Regions from separate parts of the Homo sapiens genome. Here region 2 is linked to region 1. Evidence: read pairs that join two places in POLR2A ChIA-PET (ENCODE). Cell type or tissue: A673. All regions are shown on one strand. Each heading gives the region's core, and the rest is flanking DNA. Links, peaks and the distances in the headings are about the cores only. Region 1 overlaps C12orf75 (chromosome 12 open reading frame 75). Region 2 overlaps APPL2 (adaptor protein, phosphotyrosine interacting with PH domain and leucine zipper 2).

Region 1 (5,378 bases), core at 112-5,111:
TACACCTCTGTGACTTGTGCAGAAGTTATTTTAATTTCTATTTAATATATATCGAAATTGAAATATTAAGTGTGACGTCTAATAATAACTTAGTTTGCTATTTTTATGTGCCAGCTTTGTGTTAAGTGTTTACATTGTCTTTTTACACATTGTCTTTTTAAATCTTCACAATAACCTTTGAGAAAGATACCTTTTACCCTCATTTGACATAAGGGAGGTGAGGTTTTAAGAGGTTAAAGGATGCTTAATACCATATATCTTGTAGGAGTTGGAACCAAGTCCTGTGCCTCCCAGATAAAGATATTGGGAGGAGGAAATGTGGGCAGAGAATCTGCGAGAAGTAATGGGGATGGAGACCAGAAGAGATGAGCTGTTTTTGTCACATGGGTGGTGTATTAGGGTTCTCCAGAGGGAGAGAACTAATAGGATAGATGAATGTATGAAGGGGAATTTATTAAGGAGGACTGACTCACATGATCATTAGGTGAAGTTTCACAATAGGCCGTCTGCAAGCTGAGGGGCAAGGAAGCCAGTCCGAGTCCCAGAACCTCAAAAGTAGGGAAGTCAACAGTGCAGTCTTCAGTCTATAGCTGAAGGCCCATGAGCCCCTGGCAAACTACTGGTCTAAGTCCAAGAGTCTGAAAGCTGAAGAACATGGAGTCCGATATTCGAGGGCAGGAAGCATCCAGCATGGGAGACAGATGAAGGCCAGAAAGCTCAGCAAGTCTGCTCTTTCCACCTTCTTCTGCCTGCTTTATTCTAGCTGTGCTGATAGCTGATTAGATGGGGCCCACCCAGATTAAGTGTGGGTCTGCCTCTCCCAGTCCACTGACTCAAATGTTAATCTCCTTTGTCAGCACCCTCACAGACACAGCCAGGAATAATACTTTGCATTCTTCAGTTCAATCAAGTAGACGCTCAGTATTAACCATCACAGATGGGAAGCCAATGGGAGCAGAGTTAGAGATGCATGTGACTCTTTTTGGAGCTAGGCTGGTGTGTTTGAGGCTTCCTAATTAATTTAGTCCATTGCTTGCATTAGCGCACAGTTTGACTTAACCTGCCGTGCAGACACCAACTTAAAAGGTGTATGGCTTAAAAAAGAAAATGTTTCTCGAAGTCTACCAGTTTTAAAATTCATAAAATGTGAGGTTGGATTAATGTGATCTGTAAAATCTTTTTCAGAACTGGCACCTTGTAATTTACAGGAACTGTTAAAGATGGGTGGAATAGATTCCAAAGCTAAGATTTGAAACTTAAACTAAATTTGAAATTTAAGATTGGAATTTGAGGCCCGGTGCAGTGGCTCATGCCTGTAATCCTAGCACTTTGGGCAATCAAGGTGGGAGGATTGCTTAAGCCCAGGAGTTGGAGAGCAGCCTGGGCAACATGGTGAAACCCCATCTCAAGAAAAAATACAAAAATTAACCAGGCATGGTGGTATGCACCTGTATTCCGAGCTACTCAGGAGGCTGAGGTGTGAGGATCACTTGAGCCCAGGAGGCAGAGGTTGCAGTGAGCCGAGATTGCATCACTGCACTCCAGCTTGGGCAACGAAGTGAGACTGTATCTGAAACAAAAAAAAAAAAAAAAAAAGATTTGAATTTTATGATTTTTTTGCCCTCCTTTCTCTGTTTTTGAAAATTTTTTTAAACCCATTTTCTCTTCAGGAATATTACTGTATTTTAATTAGGTATTAGACAACATTTTTGTAGCAATACTATCACACCAATACAAACCTATCTTCTTTTTTTCTCTAGGCCCTGCAGGAGCAGCCAAAGATGTGTAAGTATTGAATATTAATGATTTTATAAGCTGTCTTTCTGAGGAAGTTGCTGTTTTTCATGATTATGACCTTTAGATCTCTGTGGGTATGGCTGAAAAGACATGGAAATACTTTGTGTATAATGCACATGTCAAGATGATCGTTGTAACTAAAGTGCTATTCAGAGAGGGTTCTTTGTGCTTTTCATTAGCTTTTCAGTTGCCTGGGCACTTTAACTCAGGATCTTAAGAAGGGGAAATGTTGAATTGTGTTTTCCATCCCAACTGGTATAGAGATTTTTTTTTTCTTTTAGTTAAAAGCAAGTGATTATAGGAGAAATAAGCATGTAGCTCCTATGACTACGCAGTGTTTTAGAGTTAGCTGGGGAGGAAAGGCTGGGGCCAAGCAGTTACCAAGTGTACATTGAATTGTTTTAAAGTTGATAACTAGATATTCGAATGAATATATAGGGCCATTCAACATAGTCACCATTGAGCTATCTTTAGAGCACAGGGCATTTAATAATGGGCATCTCCCTGTGGAGAGATCTGGAGCTCAGGAGCATTCAGGATTTCCATGCCCCTTCTCTCTGCATCCTCCTGCCTCTAATCTAGCTATAGCAAGGACACTACAGCAGTTCACTCTTTAAGAGTATTTCTGGTTACCCAGTGAAGGGTGGGATCAACTCTCCCACCCAAAACTGGGTTGGGTGTCAAGACTGATTCACCACATCTCAGGAGGGTGTGGAAAGATGTATTGCTCACATGAGGCTTTCTGGGGAGAGCAGGGCAGCCATCCAAACGGGTCTAGTTTTTATTTTGGTTGGAGAGTGGGCTGGGGTGAGGCTACTTATGAATGGGCAGAGGTTTGATCTTCCTGCTGGCACAGGGAAGAAGTGCCCCCACTTTCTTATTGGCTTACACAGATGTGGGGCAAAAGGGGAGTGATGGGGCTCAAAAGCCTTCAATGGTCAAATACCAAAAATAGGGCCAGGTATGGTGGCGCATGCCTGTAATCCCAGCACTTTGGGAGGCTGAGGCGGGTGGATCACTTGAGGTCAGGAGTTCAAGACCAACCTGGCCAACATGGTGAAACCCTGTCTCTACTAAAAATACAAAAAATTAGCCAGGCATGGTGGTGGGCCCCTGTAATCCCAGCTACTTGGGAGGCTGAGGCAGGAGGATTGCTTGAACTGGGAAGGTGGAGGTTGCAGTGAGCCGAGATCACACCACTGCACTCCAGCCTGGGTGACAGAGCCAGACTCTGTCTCAAAAAAAAGAAAAAAAAGAGTCAGACTTTCTTATTTCTTATTACAAAGAATTTAGAGAAGATGAGAATGGGATTGTAAAGCTTTCTGGGAATTAAATATTTAAATATGCATTTTAAAATTAGGACTTTAGATACAAAGGAAGCAGTAATTGATGGCTTCTAGCTCCTGTTTGCTGTGTTGGAGTTTATTACGTAAACATTTAGCAACAGTGAATACTGCACCCTGACCGTATTCCTATTATTGCAATATTTTGGTTTCTCCTTCAGTCTCTCCCTTCAATTTCTATATGTGTTGCCAGATTAATTTTCCTCAAGCACTGCCCTGCACTTGCATAGGACCTCTGCTCAAAACCTTTCAATTATTCCCATCGTCCTCTGGACTGAACCCAGGATTTATTAGGAATAGGAAGAGCATTTATGTTTTAGCCTCAAACCGACTGGCTCGCATGGCGTGGGAGGAGATGCTACAGTGGAGAGTGAGCAGAGCCCAGGGCTGGGAGGGCTGTGCAGAGCTTCTTCAGGCCACTGTTCTCAGGGGCTTCTGCGACCTCATGCTTCTTGCTCCTGTCCTTGTGTTTTGCTGTGCCCACTGCCTGGAGTGGCCCTTTCCCTTTCCCTTTCTGTTTATAGAAATGACATCTGTTCTGTAGGGCATGTGTGTTATCCTTTGTGAGAAGTATTTCCTGGCTCTCTGAGCTGCATAGTGTGTCTTTCTCCTCAGAACCTTCACAGCATTTTGGACCTTTCTTGTGGGGCATCGTGTTGGGTTTATATCGTAGTTCTTCATGTTCTTGTCTTTTTTCCCTTGAGGATTGAGAGTGGGGCAATACCTTACCCATTTTATTGTGCTCTAGAGTTATTCATGTCATGCTTTGATCATAGTTTGTGTTGAATAAATAGTTGTTGAATCAGTTCCATCATTGCTTTTCAAGGACAGAGTGATTTCATGACATCTTTCTTTTTCTAATAAAATTTAGTGATGATTTTGTCAACAGAATTAACCGTTCCAGGATGCGAGATGCCATTTAACTACTTAACTATTTCACTATTTAGAATCCTGAATTCTTCAGATTTCCCTTGACTATACCTCATTCTATGTCCTATAACTTTAAAATAAAGTAATTTATTAAATAAATGACCTTTTAAAAACAAATGCAGTGGATTTACCTGGAAAAAGTTAAAGAACATTATAATATTACTTTTCCTTACACAAAAGGTATATTCAGGCACGTTCAATTTTTTAAGTGGAAGCTATAGATTTATAAATCTTGACTGTAATATTAGGTGATGCCATGAATGAATGACGAGCTAAGAAATTAAGATGACACTTAATTTTTTTATTATGCACATTAAAATTTTTTTTTAAAATCTAAACAGACTGATTCCCAAACCAGAAGGATTGGCCAAAATAGTAGAATAAGTACTGAGAGTAAAGAACTTAGAATAGGGCAAACACAATATTATGCAGACCACAGGAAAGTCTTTGTGGGAAAATGGTTGTTATTTTTGGAAGCCAGAAATACTATATATTTAAAAAATCAATTCTCTAGGAAAGGTCTGCAATTTTTACTACTCGTTTTTCTTATTTATTTGCTGTTTTCTATAGGTGAGAAGTCAGTATATAATAATAAATAAAATGATGTATCTGTCCTGAAGTAGTTCACTGTCTACTAGGGACCAAAATACAGTGTGGTAAGTGCTAATTATTCCAGTGTTCAGAATTTAATGCTGGTCTTGGAATTGAAGGATGAACAAGAGTTCATGCAGAAAAGGAGAAAAATGGCAACCCATGGCAGAGGACAAGCATGAAAAAAGGCATGGGAGTGCCAGAGGACAGTAGGTCTGGGACCAGCCAGCCAGGTGGTGTCCCCTGGAGCCTGTGCCTGTGGTACAGTCTGGGCAGAAGTGAAAGATGAGGTTGATGGGCAGGGCTGGCTTGTGAAGGGCCTTGGGTGCAAGGCCAATAATCGTGCTTGTTTTTTTTTATGCATTCAAGGGCTGATAGAGATTTTAAGGTGGAGGAATTAAATGATTATGTTTGAGTTTTAGGGCAGTAACTCCCAAAGCAGTGTGACACATGGGATGAGGGAGGGTGCAGGCACAGAGGAATAATGGAAGTGAGGCTACAAGAGGGTCAGATAGCAGAGGGAAAGGAGAAGAGGTGATACAAACAAGATGCATTAGAAAATGTAATTAATAAGATTTGTTTAATGACTGAACGGGGAAGGAAAGGAAAGGAAACTCTGAGGATAATGCTGCAGTCAAACTTGAGCCAAGGGAAGCGATGGCTGATAGTCCAAAGAGGTCATGGGGGGCTGAAGGAGGAAGAGAAGTCATTGCGTGT
Region 2 (5,378 bases), core at 1-5,000, 150 kb before region 1:
CAGAAATACTTAAACCTGATCATCCCTTCCATTCAAAACGGACACTTAAAGACCTGAGTGGTAAATGTGTGACTCAATCAGTATGAATCGAACTGACTCTAAAAGCCTCCTGACCTTGCCTCTGGCCTTGCAGGTAGGTCTCCAGCACATGGCTCTCATCTGCCAGCTGGTGTGGGGGAAGTGGCATGAGGGGATAAAAACTGTCAGTGGTCCAGGACGGCAACAGTTAAGAGTGGTCTGTTTGCACATGGCCACAGTGACCAGAGTCCACAGCACCAGGCTCTTAGAGGACTCGTTTCCAGCCCCATCTCTTAGTGCAGTTTGGCGCCTGGGCCCCAGAGGTTTCCTGTGTTGCAAGTGGGAGGGCTGCTGTGATGGGAGTTCTTCCCAGTCTCACCCACCCACCTCCCTCTGACTTTAATGAGGCACGTAAGATTGCTTTTCAGCCACCTCTTAGGGAAAACGGATTTCAGAAAAAGAGGCAGACGGTGGCGTTCTCACTTTCTAAGATTAAGGTAACCAGCCTTCTGGATGAGGTTCCTGTTGATCTGTGGTGCGGCCACATCAGAGTCTGGAGTGTAAACAGATTCATCAACAGAAAGTAATTCTTGCTGGGACACCCGCATCTTTTCCGCCTCGGCTTCCAGTTCTACCTGAATGCTTAAGACAGAAGGTGTTGGGTCAGTTACTCACTGCTGGCCAACCCAGCACTACTAAGAAGCCACTGGCAGCCATCACTCCACCCCCGCAAAGCTTCCGGCCTTACAGATGGAGCTGCCAGCCTCCTACAGGGCCACAACCCTCTACCCTTAGGCCCTGAAAACTATGAATCACAGGGACTCAATTTTGCAGTAGTAAATGTGTTTATATGACTGCTGTTTTAAAACAGAACCTAAGGAATGCCATTGAACTATGCTTGAACCCAGCTACACAGTCTTTTTTTTTGTTGTTTTTATTTTTTTTTTGAGATGGAATCTCGCTCTGTCGCCCAGGCTGGAGTACAGTGGCGCGATCTCCTCTCACTGCAAGCTCCGCCCCTCAGGTTCATGCCATTCTCCTGCCTCAGCCTCTCGAGTAGCTGGGACTACCGGCGCTCGCCACCATGCCCGGCTAATTTTGTTTTTTTTTTTTTTTTTGTATTTTTAGTAGAGACGGGGTTTCACCGTGTTCGCCAGGACGGTCTCGATCTCCTGACCTTGTGATCCGCCTGCCTCGGCCTCCCAAAGTGCTGGGATTACAGGCGTGAGCCACCGCGCCCGGCTGAACCCAGCTAAACAGTTTTGCTGCTGACAGAGGTATCCATGCTCAGCACCGTTGATGGAAATTTTTGGAGAAAAGCTTTGAGAAGCCCATCCTCCAGGGCTGCTCACACAGGCAGCCTAAGCAAGTTCCATAAAGGAAGGAATGAAATGGTAGTCATGCCTCCCCTGCTCTTGGTTTAGGCAGGAGTGGTGGTGACAGGAAAATGACCAGGAAGTGGTACTAAGGTGCAACAACAAAGCCAAAGGCAATGCTTTTCCTTTTTTAACAGCCATAGTTCTGCCCTGAGGCTTCATAGGCTAGCAGGCCAAGGGCTGCCCACACAGGGGTAAGTGGGCGGATGGCCTGGCTCTGGGACATTAGCCCCTGGCTTTCATGGAGGTGTGTGCTGAGGTGTGGAAATGGTGGCTGCCCTTTTCCCCTACTGAGCTAGACCGCACCAGGCCACCCCACCCACTAGTGACAGTCTTGGTTACAAAGTCCTAAACACAATCTGCCCAACGGGGCCCATCCATCTGAGAAATCACAATTTAGAGGAGGTGTTCCTCTGCACTGTGTTACAGGAGACACGGCAACCACAAGGTTAAAATCAGAAGCAAACAGGGGGCCAGTGTTTCTCCACATGAGCACCTCAGGATTCTCTCTCTTCTGGAGGTAAGGAACGTTGGGCTTGGACATTCCATATTCCCCCACTCTCTACGTATGTATGTATGTATGTATGTATGTATGTATGTATCTATCTATCTATCTATCTATCTATCTATCTATCTATCCTATCTATCTAATCTATTCATTTTGAGAGAGTCTTGCTCCGCCACCCAGGCTGGAGTGCAGTGGCATGATCTTCGCTCACTACAACCTCCGCCTCCTGGGTTCAAGCGATTCCCATGCCTCAGCCTCCCAAACAGCTGGGATTACAGGCATGCACCACCACACCCAGCTCATTTTTGTATTTTTAGTAGAGAAGGGGTTTCACCATGTTGGCCAGGCTGGTCTTGAACTCCTGGCCTCAAGTGACCCACCCATCTTGGCCTCCCAAAGTACTGGGATTACAGGTGTGAGCCACTGCTCCTGGTCAGCCCCTCTTCTTTAATGCAGCTCGATTTTGGCTTTTCTGACATTTGACTGGGATGATGAGGGACTCTACCATTGGTGGCCTTAAGACAGGTAAGCTAGAGGACAAACCTCATTAGCTTCGCCTGCTTGTCACTGCCCCGGCTGAGAGAATGGAACGTGGAAGACCAAGCTCAGCACATAGAACGGGGGAGGAGAGAAGGGGAAGGAGGGACCAAGAGCCTGTCAAGAGCTCAGGGTCAGCTTTTATGGGTGAGAAACCTCTTTGAAGATGTGATACAAGAGAAGGATCCTGTCCCCAGAAAGACACGGGCACCAACGTGGCTTCTTGCGTACAACTCCAGGAGATTTTTAGTAGCTGCCCTGCCTTCCCCTCCCCCACCCCACACAGACTCAGGCTCAAACACTGGGAGCTCATCCAAGGTTCCCAGGAACCAAAGGAACAGGGTCAAAATTAACTGCTTTCAACTGGTTCTCTTCACAGATAAAACAACAAAAAAAAGCATGTATATATATACACACACACATATATATAAAATTATATATATCTGTTGATATATAGATATGAGCCGCAGAAAGGTAGAACTGTATCACTATAGGGTTAGGGAATAAAGAAAGCTCTGCAGGGTGGCTGGAAACCATGCCACGCTGTCTGGATTCCCACCACTGGGTTCTGAATCCACCCCCACCTGGAAAGCACAGAGCACCTGTGGCATCATCCCCCGGGGAAGGGCTGCACAGCTTCAGGGCCACCACCAGATCCTGCTCTGAGGCCTCCCTGGGTGGGCTGGCTGCTCATGCATGGCAATGCTGCAGCAAAACCATCCCTTGGTTTGGAGAAAAGTGGTCATATTTACTCACCAACATGAAATTTAAAATTACAGGAAAAATAGCATTCAAAACAGTACTTTAGCTATCTGAATCAAGTGCTGCAAGGTTCAGTTTGGAAACCCCATCAGCTGCCTGTCACCCCATAACTAAATACAGCTTGTCAGACAGAGGGGGTAACTCACAGAACCAGCCCCAGCCTGCACAGAGAAGGCCATGTAGCCCGGGCGCAGACCCTGACGTTAATGCCCGGGTTGTGGTTCTCTCAGGATGGCTGGTGCTATACTTGGGTTGGCCTAATAATGGTTAATGGAAATGCTGACAAGAAGGGAAGACAGAGGCTCTAGGATCTGCAGAAAGAGGAAACCATGGCAACTCACACGCATGGGCACAAATGTCCTGCTACCCATTCAGAAAATAATCAGGTGTGTGAAAAAAATTGAGGCATAGATGGTTCTTCCAGAAACACAGAAGTGCGAGGAATTCTGAGAGTTAAAGCAGGATGAGGAAGAGACAGTGAAAGATGAGGGACAGAGGATACTTTTACAAAGTGACCATTTAATAGCCTCTCATCTTCTACCTCCTCCTAACATTCCCAGGGGCTAAGAACCAAATAAATTAAAAGGCAAGAAACTGCAATCAGATTTCACAAGTTGGTTTCTAGCATAATTATAAATAAAAGCTACATCACTCACTGCTGCCAATTATTCAGAGCTAAACAGCTCAGTGACTTTCAGGTAGGGGTATATGCTCTCAACTTGCTTTGCATCTGTCTCAATGCTCAGCACTGGTTTTTCTTGGGACTGATTATTTTTGGAGCATTTCAGATAGACTTCTACCTAGATCAATTCCCTTGTTTAGCCTTCATGAGGTGTGGTGAAATGCAACATCTTCAAGAAAATGAGCAACTTTCTCTTCGTGTATCCACATGAAATAAAATTCCTATTCATTATTTCCATTTTGTCTATTTGTCAACTACACACACACACACACACACACACACACACACACACACACACACACACACACACGGACCTATTTCTGTACTCCAGAACTCGTCGCAAGCGCTTGGGAAGCCCATGCTGTGCTCCGGATGGACCAAGCCTGAGGCTGCAGGGGCCGGGGCCCCCCTCAGAGCTCTGTCATGGAAGCTGGGGAGGGGCGGGTGGCAGGGCGCCCACAGCCTCCAGTTAGTGTGGCAGTTACTCAACTACTGAAGACAGTGATGTTGTATTTCTTAAAATAAGCAAATACAGTTTTTAAAATTAATTCCAAAAAGGCTCTATCCCTCCTTTACCTATTATAAATTAATGCACTGGTCAGAGTTTCCTGAAAAGTGACAGCACTTCCATCTGCTACTGCCACGTACTCTCAAAGAAAGTCAAGAGCTCTTCTAAAACCACAGCAAAGCTAAGCTGGGTTCCCAGGCTTGTGACATGTGAAACTCCAATATTCACAACAAGAGATCTGGAGAAAACTCTGCCAATGTGCCCCAGATATTTATGAATATTGGCAGCTAAGGCAAGGGCACTGTTAGCGAGCATTTCTGGGGTGGACAGAGGCTCTGTGCGACCCTCCACAGTTAGAACCCTCCCCGTGACCTCCCAGAGATGTCAGATCAGCATGAAAGGCAAGGGGCACACAAGACCCGGCCGGAGTGCAGCATTACCTTTGAACCATGTCTGCAACGGAGGATAAAAAGCTGTCCATACGTTTGGAAAACATCTCTGCTCCCTTCTTAAAAAAGTTAATCTGAAAGATATAATTATAATATTCTGAAAATCATCCAGGGAAGTGATCAGTGAACTCACTGAAGGTGAGACAGGCAGCGTGAGGGCAGCCATCACAGCTGGCTGGCCCGCCTCGCACGCGGCACTGGCAGCATCTCTACTGAGTCTACACCTGAGCACTATGCACTTTGAAACTGAAACCACAGTTGCTGGCTTTTGGGTGCCAATGGAAGGGATTCCTTACTTCCTGTAACTCCTGTCTAATATTCACTTCCCAGAAAGTCTGGGTCCCCTGACAAACCCTGGAGGGCAGGGGTATGGGAGAGGGGAAGAAGAACATTTCTGTGTATTAGTGGCATCTGCACCATCCCACCCTGAGCAGCTCCAGTTTGCATTCTTCTACAGCCATGACTTTTACAAATCTGCCCATTAGGTATGAACTGCTCCATTTTCTATGTCTGCTGGTTGGGAGGTAACAGTAACAGT

Evidence for each region. ChIA-PET counts read pairs that join two places held together with the same protein. Peaks named below come from ENCODE experiments on the same cell type or tissue, not always from the same donor. Only the 100,000 strongest peaks of a DNase experiment are listed, where the experiment ranks them.
Region 2: POLR2A ChIA-PET joins it to region 1 with 16 read pairs; 9 of 35 experiments call an interaction of 5 or more read pairs at or near these places.

The regions. Positions count from the first base shown.
Region 1 is chr12:105,346,842-105,352,219 of GRCh38, forward strand. It overlaps C12orf75 (chromosome 12 open reading frame 75), which reads left to right. Exons shown (of 6, transcript NM_001145199.2): 2 at 1,761-1,785. Among named protein-coding and RNA genes, the nearest start is that of C12orf75, 19 kb to the left of the region's middle. In A673, for the core only: no CTCF peak of the experiment used is centred there; no DNase peak of the experiment used is centred there; H3K27ac peaks cover 493 bases.
Region 2 is chr12:105,198,872-105,204,249 of GRCh38, forward strand. It overlaps APPL2 (adaptor protein, phosphotyrosine interacting with PH domain and leucine zipper 2), which reads right to left. Exons shown (of 21, transcript NM_018171.5): 9 at 4,832-4,914; 10 at 502-660. Among named protein-coding and RNA genes, the nearest start is that of APPL2, 35 kb to the right of the region's middle. RefSeq lists enhancers at 609-1,109, 1,110-1,610. In A673, for the core only: no CTCF peak of the experiment used is centred there; no DNase peak of the experiment used is centred there.